Linked DNA regions of Homo sapiens: regions 1 and 2 are each linked to region 3. Evidence: chromatin contacts called from ENCODE Hi-C or POLR2A ChIA-PET data. All regions are on one chromosome and are shown on one strand. The core of a region is the stretch at or near the end of the contact, and the rest is flanking DNA. Distances in the headings are between cores, read along the strand shown. Region 1 holds the start of HNRNPU (heterogeneous nuclear ribonucleoprotein U). Region 2 has its middle 16 kb from the start of DRC8. Region 3 holds the start of AKT3 (AKT serine/threonine kinase 3).

Evidence for each region. Hi-C counts contacts between places; a loop is a spot of excess contacts on that map. ChIA-PET counts read pairs that join two places held with the same protein, here RNA polymerase II (POLR2A). Pooled maps may share reads with other maps.
Region 1: a map of CD4-positive, alpha-beta memory T cell shows a loop between it and region 3 (4-fold over the local background). The contact joins the promoter of HNRNPU here to the promoter of AKT3 in region 3. A Hi-C loop is called at or near these places in 2 of 168 maps with a recorded cell type or tissue (CD4-positive, alpha-beta memory T cell and naive thymus-derived CD4-positive, alpha-beta T cell) and 15 of 50 pooled maps. POLR2A ChIA-PET finds 5 or more read pairs at or near these places in 1 of 52 experiments (naive thymus-derived CD4-positive, alpha-beta T cell).
Region 2: a pooled map shows a loop between it and region 3 (5-fold over the local background). The contact joins the enhancer-like site here to the promoter of AKT3 in region 3. A Hi-C loop is called at or near these places in 1 of 168 maps with a recorded cell type or tissue (CD4-positive, alpha-beta T cell), 1 of 37 single-sample maps with no recorded cell type and 2 of 50 pooled maps. POLR2A ChIA-PET finds 5 or more read pairs at or near these places in 1 of 52 experiments (B cell).

What each region holds. Positions count from the first base shown.
Region 1 is chr1:244,863,293-244,866,224 of GRCh38, forward strand. HNRNPU (heterogeneous nuclear ribonucleoprotein U) reads right to left here and starts at 1,251. Exons shown (of 14, transcript NM_031844.3): 1 at 325-1,251. The coding sequence starts at 1,015. LOC124904588 (UPF0764 protein C16orf89-like) reads right to left here. Exons shown (of 4, transcript XM_047439568.1): 3 at 1,371-1,439; 4 at 1,190-1,294. The coding sequence ends at 1,190. RefSeq lists silencers at 1-320, 1,301-1,400 and enhancers at 625-1,456, 1,457-2,287, 1,621-1,680.
Region 2 is chr1:244,951,906-244,955,216 of GRCh38, forward strand. It overlaps the pseudogene RNU6-947P. Among named protein-coding and RNA genes, the nearest start is that of DRC8, 16 kb to the right of the region's middle. Within about 2 kb of position 1,331, at least 3 of the 41 ENCODE cell types and tissues checked have a DNase peak (open chromatin) inside an H3K27ac peak, as active enhancers do.
Region 3 is chr1:243,848,546-243,851,519 of GRCh38, forward strand. AKT3 (AKT serine/threonine kinase 3) reads right to left here and starts at 1,698. Exons shown (of 14, transcript NM_005465.7): 1 at 1,495-1,698. RefSeq lists an enhancer at 607-1,107.

The DNA.
Region 1 (2,932 bases), core at 1-2,500, 1.0 Mb after region 3:
ACCGGGCTCCCTCCCGCCGCCCGCCCGCGGCTCCTCCCCCTACAGCGGCAGCTGCAGCTCCCCCCGGCTCTCGAGCCACATAATGGAGGCGCTGCCACCGCCGACACACACACACACACACACACACACGCGCGCGCGCACACACACGCCCCGAGCCCGAGGCCTCTCGGCTAATCTGGGATTCCCCGCGCCCCCTCCCCCACCCTCACCGCGGCGCCCTCCCGCCCGGGGCTCCCTCCCCCTGCGGGGCTCCGGCAGGCCTGGGGCACGGTCCCCACCCCGCGCGGGCCTCCCGCCGCGCGCAACGTACAACGCAGCACTCACCCGCCGCCGGAGCCCCGGGGCGACCGCCGCCTCCGCCGCCTTCCGCCTTCTTCTTACCTCCCGCCTGCTGCTGGCCCTGCCTCGCCCCGGGCGGCGCCACCGTCACCGCGAACAGCGAGGTGGGGCCGCTGCTCTTCCCCGCGGCCTCCTTGGCGGCCCCGCGCTGCTGTTGGGGCTGTTGCTGCTGCGTCGCCGGCGGTTGAGGCTGCTGCTCCCCGTGCCCGTTCTCGTCGCCCGCGCCTTCCTCTTCGTCCCCGAGCTCATCTTCCCCTTCCTGGAAACCCTGATCGTCGCCGTTCTCGTCTTCCGAGGCGGCCTCCTCCTCCTCCATCGGGCCCGAGTCGGCCGCCCCCGCGGCCCCGTTCTCCTCTCCTAGCTCCATCTGGTCGCCGTCCAGAGCGGAGATTCCTTCCTCCTCCTCTTCCTCTTCCTCCTCCTCTTCATCGCCGCCGGCCGCGGCCTCCTGCTCGAGGCCTGCTCCCGAGCGCCCAGCGGAATCCCCGCCCAGGTCTAGGCTGCCGTTCCCGGGCTCCATGGCGGGGCGGCCCCCGGCCTCCTCGTCGTCCAGCGCAGCCTGGAGTCGCTCCATGAGCTCGGCCTTGAGACCCTTGTCAGAAAGGCGTCGCTTCTTGAGCTCCTCTTTCAGCTCCGACACCTTCAGCTTTTTTACATTAACAGGCGAGGAACTCATGGTGAGGGCCCCGATTCACCGCTAGGCGCTGCCTCAAACTCGGCTCCGCTCACTCGGCCACTGGTGGCGGCTGCTGCGGCTGCTCCTCGGCCCGGGCGGCGGCTGCGGCTGCGGCTGGAGATGGGTTCGTGCTGCAGAGCGGATCCGCCTGGTGTCGAACGGCGCCAATTCCTTTCACCGAGTTCGCGAGGGAGACGCGGAGACTCGCCTGGCGCGAGCGAGCACGCAACGTCCTCTCGCAGGAGCGGCGCCGCGCACGTAATATAGGCGCCCCGCCCCCTGCGCTGACGGGAGCACTGCGCAGGAGGAAAGCCGGAGCGCGCCCGCGCTCGGCCCCGCCCATTACCGTACTTACCTCCCCGCCCCCACGCCGAACCCGGGCCGAGAGCGCGGTGGAGGCCGCGCAGTGCGCTTCCAATTGGGACTGAGCAAATGGAGGAAAAGGAAACCGCCTTTCAGTTCAACCGACTCACTGCATGATATATTGGCCTTTCTGGGTCTTTGGTGGCTATACTCGTTTGGCTTTTCTCCTTCCCAGCTTGGAGGCTGCTTTATCCAAATGCTTTCTTCAGTCCTCAACTTGGCGTTTCAACCCGAATCCGCCTTTTCTTCCATCTTAGATCTGCCTTCTTATGTGTTTCTCCAGCTCTTCGTTTAAAACTCCTTCAAATCGTATTTCAGTTTTGACTGGTATAGCATACATTGGCAACTGTTACACGCAGCGGCTCTTTTCCTCATAATACCGTATTTGGTTTAATTTGTGTAAGTCCTGCCTTGCGAATTGGATTTTAAGTTCGAGAAGGGCAAGGGCAGAACCGTTCTTTTGTCTGTTCCACACCCCGGGTGCGGGGCCTGGGAAGTAGAGGCTTTGCTTACTACTCCATACTGCAAACCTTAGTGTACCTGCCTTTGCAGGGCAGCTATTCTCATGCTCTTAATAACCCTGAATAAACCTCAGAATTGCATTTCCAAGTTTTCTGTAGCTACCACAAAGACGGACCTCCAGTAACACTTGTTCTGTCCACTTTAGGACCTGGTCATCAGCTACGAAGTCCCAGTAGCTAACCGTGAGGGTGAGACCCAACTAGGTCTTTGATTATAGGCCCACTTGATTCTCTTCCTATTCCTGTAGAAATACTCTTGACCAAATTATTCTGAAACTTAAAGTTTACGAAAAATCAAGGGCTGTGATTTTGTAAAAAGAAAAATGGACTATCGCTCTTGAAATCCGTTATTTTATATGTTAGAAGTTTACTTTTTCTCTTTAAAGAAAAGATGTGATGTCTCGAAGTTTTAGATAGGGAAGTCAGAATTTAGATTCGTGATAGAAGTTAACATTTTAAACCCTAGATAATCTGCAGTGTCCAGCCAGTGTTCCATCTGACTAAGGAGATGGTTTATACCCACTGTTTGGTGCTCTAGGTGGCACAATAATATTGCCCCATTATTAATTTGAAATTTGGAAGTAAACACATTGAAATTTCTCCCATAGGCTAATATGATTTAACTAATTGATACATTTTATTTTTGAAGTTTATTTTCGGTAGCTTTTATGAAGCATTCTACCATACCTTGCAGTCATGTATACGTGAAATATTAACACTTGTGAAATGATTTGACTTGAAATTAATGGACTATGTACAGTACTACTGATAATCCCCAGTTCAAGTTAAGTGGTGAGGATAGCCCCCAAAATAGAAACTTCCAAACAGTGCCAGAAACTCATTTTAGCCTTTGGTTATAATTTTGAAGGTTATGAATAAGCCACAAACTGGAATTTGAAATTTTGTCTTCGTTCAGAAATGGGAAGAGAGCTACAGGGGGTTTACATGTTCACAAACTAGATAACTAATCCCTTAATGAATCAGAGTTAAATACAATTATGATGGTTCCTTAAATTTATGTGTCCTAGATATT
Region 2 (3,311 bases), core at 81-2,580, 1.1 Mb after region 3:
AATTGTTGGGATTATAGGCCTGAGCCATTGCACGCCAGCCAGGAGACATAGATTATCAGTAGACACTCAATGGATGATGGCTCAGAATTTCTTTTCACTTTGTTTAGTTAACCAGAAGAAAATGATTTATTTCTTGCCATAGTCATATAAAACAATTTGCTTTTAAACTACTATGAAAGGCCTGGCGTGGTGACTCAGGCCTGTAATCCCAGCACATTGACAGGCTGAGGTGGGTGGATCGCTTGAGTCCAGGGGTTTGAGACCAGCCTGGACAACATAGTGAGTCCTCATCCTACAAAAAATAAACATAAAGTTAGCTGGGTGTGGTGGAATGAGCCTGTAGTCCCAGTTACTTGGGAGGCTGAGGTGGGAAGGTCACTTGAGCGTGGGAGGTAGAGGCTGCAGTGAGCCATGATCATGCCACTGCACTCCAGCCTGGGTGACAGTGTGAGACCTCGCCTTAAAAAGGAAAGAAGAAAGAAAGAAAAAAGAAAGAGAGAAAGAAGGAGAGAAAAAGAAAGAAAGAAAGAGAAAGAAAGAAAGAAAGAAAAAGAAAGAAAAAGAAAGAAAGAAAGAAAGAAGAAAGAAAGAAAGGAGGGAGGGAGGGAGGGAGAGAGGAAGGGAGGAAGGAAGGAAGGAAGGAAAAGAAAGAGAAAGAGAAAAGAAAACAGAAATAAGCTAAATATGAGATTTGATGCTAAGCAAATATAGTTGTGTTGGGAGAAAAGTTCCCCCAACTTGCCTGGTGCAATGGTATTACCTCCCTTGTGAAGTTCCTGGCACTATAGTAGGTACCCAGCCAAAATAAGACCCCTTCCTGCTTCCACGTCAACCTCAGTAGCCAAGGTTTCGTAACTCCTGCCTTTAAACTGAAGAAACTGTATCAATGTCTCGTAATGTAATAGTTCCATAGCTGGCAGTAAAGAAAACCAAACTTAAAGAGCCACTTGAGCAGAGGAGATAGACCAAATCTGTTGTATTGGTTGGCATTCAGGGAAAACTCAAAGTCAAAAGGCACCATCTCAAGACCATCCAGAAAAGCTCGTTGGGCCCTTGATCCAGAAAGCACCCAGTTGGTCTCCTAGAGAGCACTGTAGGGATTCTGAAATCATTACACGTGGTTTTTAACCCAGCCCCAGTTGGATGCAGATATAAGAACCAAGAATTTGCCCTGTAGGTGTATGACGAGTTGCTTCTTCATAAGTTGCGTTGAGACCCAGCAGGCAAAGACACACCTGTTCAAAGCTAATATTCTGTTAAACAATAACCAGGGACTACTCATGAAGTTCCTCCAGATGTCTGAAGACTCCCAGGGGCGAAAGGCCCCAACGGAAAGGCCTGGCAGTTGTTCAAAAGCCACACTGGATTACTACAGCTTCCAGCCGCTCAAATTGAAACTGCCCAGGTCGAAGAGTTCTAGGAGCAGTGTAGTGACCCTTTAACTACATGCTACTTTAACCTGCATCTTCCAAACTCTTTGAATTTTTTTTTTCTTTTCCAGGACACGAAAAAAATTCAGAATAATAAAAAAAAAGAATAGCAGTAACTACTTTTTCCTGTGTTACTGCTTGTGCCAGACCCTGTAGAAGTGCATAATATGCTACGTCAACTCCATCAATATTTCTTCATAACAATCTGCAAGGAAGTATTATTGTTCTTATTTTACAAATGAAAAACCTGAGTCTCAGAGAGGTTTGGTAGTTTGCTGAAGTTCACGTAGCTAACAAGTGGCAAAGGTAGGATGTGAATTCAGGATGGATTGGCATGAATACCCACGATCTTTACTCTCAGTACACAGCTTCATACTTACATGCAGGGTTACAATGTGCTTGGTAAGGCAAGAAATCTCTACCAACACAGGATTTTTTTGAGGATTAACTAAGAAAACATAAATAAGCACACAGCCTGTTGCCTGATACACGTTAGGAACTAAGTAAATGCTTATTTTGTTTTAAAATCATTACCCTACATTCTGGAAAATGTGCCATGGAATGGGACGGGCCCACAATGGTTTTTCTATAGAGTTTTTAGCGGGTTCTGGGGACAACTATTATATATTTTAAAATAGCAACGCTCACATGCTCCATAGTAAATCAGTTGGCCAAGTTAAAAATAGATTCTAAACATAGCAAGAGCAGAAATTCAATCTAAGATACTAAGTCATGGAAAGCAGTTGACAGTGGTTGCAACAGAGAAAAGGAAGCGCAGGCACACACTGATTCTACATGTGGATAAAATTCTCCAACCTCCATTTCAGGTTTGTTCTATTCTCTATAGCAGAAAACATGCACACATATATATGCATACATGCATATACATATGCATGCAAATAAATAAACTAAGATGACACATTCTATTTATCTGCAATAGCACCATTTACAAACCTATTAATTTTGAGATTTTGGTACTTATTAGCACGTACTAGATACACTACAACAATATATAGTTCCTCAACATTTTTAGGTGTAAGAGAGAGGATGGTTAATGTTTAAAATATTTGGGGTGCAGATACACAGATGGCTAGACTGGTAGATAACTAGAAAGGATGGGGACAGAAGCTATATACCCTCTGTGCTCAGTCAATTTACAGTGGCAGCCTTAGAGAGTTGGGTTAATGCTGCCATTCTGTCATTTGAAACCCCGGGAACTGGTATGCCAGATAAAACTGCAATCACTGTGCCAAGGACTCAGGAAAAGGCGTGGAGCTTAGGTTCTCCCTCAGCCTCCTACTTTTAAACTGTTGTTTGGAGCACACAATTACTTTCTCTCAGTTGCTAGGGTGGGTGCTTCAGCTGTGGGTGTCACTATTTAGGGAGGAAGCCATGAAATGTATATCCTTAAATCACATAGTCTTGTTCCATGTACGTCAAGAAGAGAATGACTGAGGGATGTCTATTATAAACTGGAGTAATGGCACATCACACCAAATAAAACTTTCCATGGGATACTAACATAAAAGCAGATCCATTATAAATATAAAAGAAGAATGATACAGAGAAGATCAGCATGGTCCCTGAGCAAGGATGATACATGAATTCATGAAGCTTTCCATATTTTTAAAAACACCAAAGCAGGCCGGGGCGGTGGCTCACGCCTGTGATCCCAGCACTTTGGGAGGCCGAGGCGGGTGGATCATCTGAGGTCAGGAGTTCGAGACCATCCGGGTCAACATGGTGAAATCCCCTCTCTACTAAAAATACAAAAAATGAGCCAGGCTCGGTGGCTCACGCCTGTAATCTCAGCACTTTGGGAGGGTGAGGTGGGCGGATCATCTGAGGTCAGGAGTTCGAGACCATTCTGGCCAACATGGT
Region 3 (2,974 bases), core at 448-2,947:
ACATAACCTAAACCAATGAGTTTCACTCATTTGTCAGCTTCAACCACTGACAAAACCCAGTGGTTGCCTAGTGATGTATAGTTCTACTAAAAGACATATATGACCATGCTTTACCAAATACGGAACACATGTCTAAACTGTTGAGACAACTGCCAATGTATTAACTACAAAAAGCCATTATTTTTTACTTTAGCCTCAACTAAAATCAAAGTGTGAACACTTTATTATGGCTAGAAATTACCCAATATAGATGCATAGGTTTCACTGTTGACTTTCTATTTGGAAACTTCATCAATTGCAAACTACCAGGCTTTCAACCAAAATGCCACATTGGTGAAATGAGTTGGTTTTATTTTCATAACAACATTATTTTGATGGAAGAAATGTGAGCATCCCAGCTTTGACTTGTGGGTAAGCATTTCCTCTGCTTTCAGAACATAAACAGTAAATACCGGTATTGGAAAAACCTGGCCCCAACGAGATTCTTTATCTCTAGGCTAACTGTAGATTCCCGGGAAATCCCAAACAAGGGATGGTGACCCCGCCTCGGCGTCAGGGTCAACACAGCAACCAGCTAGGCTTCAACTTTGGGCTCTGAAGGGCCCCACCGGCATCATGGCTGATGCGGACCGATGCGCCGGAGGAGGTGGACAAGGAAGAGGCTGGTCTGTTTACTTGCAGCCAGAGCTGCCGCCGCCGCCAGCAGCGACAGCATCACTGGATCAGCCAAACCCAGCATCTTCCGCACATTTCTATTCTTAGCACACAACTCCCAAGCGGATCAAAACCCCACTACTATTAAAAACACAGACAAGCACGTTACCCACCTCCCACACACACACCCCCCCCCCCACCCCACCAGTGCCGTCTTTTCCTGCGCGCCAGTGGCGGGGAAGGGTGGGGGAAGGAAGGAGACCCCGGGGACGCCTGTGCATCCTCGCCTTCACCCCACCCCACGCGCAGACAGCCTCAGCGCCAGGGCGCGCGGCAGACGGCTCCCTCCCCCCAACCCAAACACACTGACACCGGCGCTCCACGCGTTATATAACCTCGCCGCCGCCCCCGGTCCAGGCGGGCGCCCCCTCCCCACGCCGCGCGGCCCGGGCGGGGAGGGGCGAGGGGAAGGAGCGAGAGTTGCGCAGACAGCAGGCGCCGGGCCGGGGCAGCCCAGACACAGACGGTACCGCTAGGCCGGGAACACCCCTCCCCCGGCCCGCTGCGCACCGCCGCCCCCCAGCTTTCCCCGGAAAGCGGGGGGTGTCGGTGTCAACCGCGCTGGGCATCCCCCGGCCTCCACACCCACACCCGAAGCCTCCGGTGACCCAGCCCCCGCCCACGCCCCCGGCGCGGTGACAACCCAGAAGCCCCCGCCTCACCCCACCCCGCCGCCATCCCCCGCCTGAGGGAGGCAGGGAGGGCGGACCGGGGCCCGGGGCCCGGAGGGAGTGGAGGCCAGGCGGGGAGGGGGCTAGAGTTGGGGGCGGTGGCTGTTACCTGCAACGGCGGCGGCGGCGGTGGCGGCCCCGCAGCTGCTCGGGCGGCGGCGGAGGATGGAGCCGGGGGGGGGCGGGGGGAGGAGAGGGGGCGACTCGGGGGTCCCCCCTCCCTCCTCCTCCCCTCCTGTCCTCCCCCCACCCCACAGAGCCTCTGGCCTCCTGGAGCCCGGTGCGGCCGGCGGGAGGGCAAGCGAAGGGCTGCAGGGGAGGGAGGGAGGGAGCCGGCCGGGCCGGGCCGCGGAGCTGGAGCGGGAGGCGGCGGCGGCGGCGGCGGCGGCGGGAGGGGGAGGGAGGAGAGAGGGCGGCGGCGGGGAGAGGAGGAGGCGGAGACTCTACATGGGAATCGGATATCGGCTACAAATTCATCACCAGAAAACACCGCTCGGGCGGGGGCCGGGTCACGCCGGCGGGGCGGCGGCTCTGGGCCCCGGGGCGCGCCCGGCGCGGGGAGGGGTTCTGCGGCCTCCTCCCGGGCTGCGCCTCGCTGAGGGGACCCCCCGCCGCCTCCCCGCCCCCTCCTTCCTCCCGCTCGGGGCCGCCGCCGATCGGTTCTCGCCGTCGCCGCGGGGCTTGTTGTTGACTTTGAGGAAAACTCCTGACGTCAGGGGCTGGCTCTCGGCGACTGGCGGGAGCGGCTTCCCCGCGTCCCCGGCCCTGCCCGCCGCCTCTGCTCCCCTCCCTGCCCGGCCCTCGTCCTCAGGCTTCCCCGCGCCCCCAAACCAGCGGTGCCCCGCGCCCCCTCTCCTCTCGCGAGAACATCCCCCTAGCCAGCCAGAGCCGGGAGCGGGGGCAGTCGCTCCCGGGCGGGAAGTTCTGGGTTTCCCCCTCGCCCGCGTGGCCCTTGGCGGGCACCCGAGGCCCGGGAGCGGAGGCTCCTCGCCCAGCCGCTTCCTCGGCGCATCCGCCCACCCGCCCTGGCCGCGGACGCGCGCGCCGCCAGGCCCCGGGCGTCTCCTCCAGTCCGCCGCGGCCCCTTGGGGAGATGGGCCCGGCGCGAGGGCTCGCACCTGGAAGCCCACGAAGTGGGCGGTGCCCAATGAGGTAGGGACCGGAGAGCGCGGAGCAGTCCAGAAGCCGACCCCACCCCCTGCACCTCGGGGAAGAGGGAACCCGGGTCAGCCCGTAGCAAGAATCATTCCTGACTATCCCAGGAGACCACGGCAGACCAAAAACACCTCTCTGAACAGCCTTCCGCACCGCTCGCTGCAAGCATTCGTCCACACACGGTACACAGATTGCGGGCGGATCGTAATTCACTCTTGAAATCACACCCTTTTTAGGGATATTCGTTTTCAATGACTTTGGGAAAGCCACGAGGTACTACATTTACTACGAAGAGACCGTTTCTTTATTTTGAAGTCAGTGACTCCTGAGACTGCATTGGGGACAACTTTTTTGCACAATGACCATATTTTACCATGCAGCGCACTTCAGAAAATTATAAAAGTTTACAAGTTTTATCGCTTCTGGAAACACCT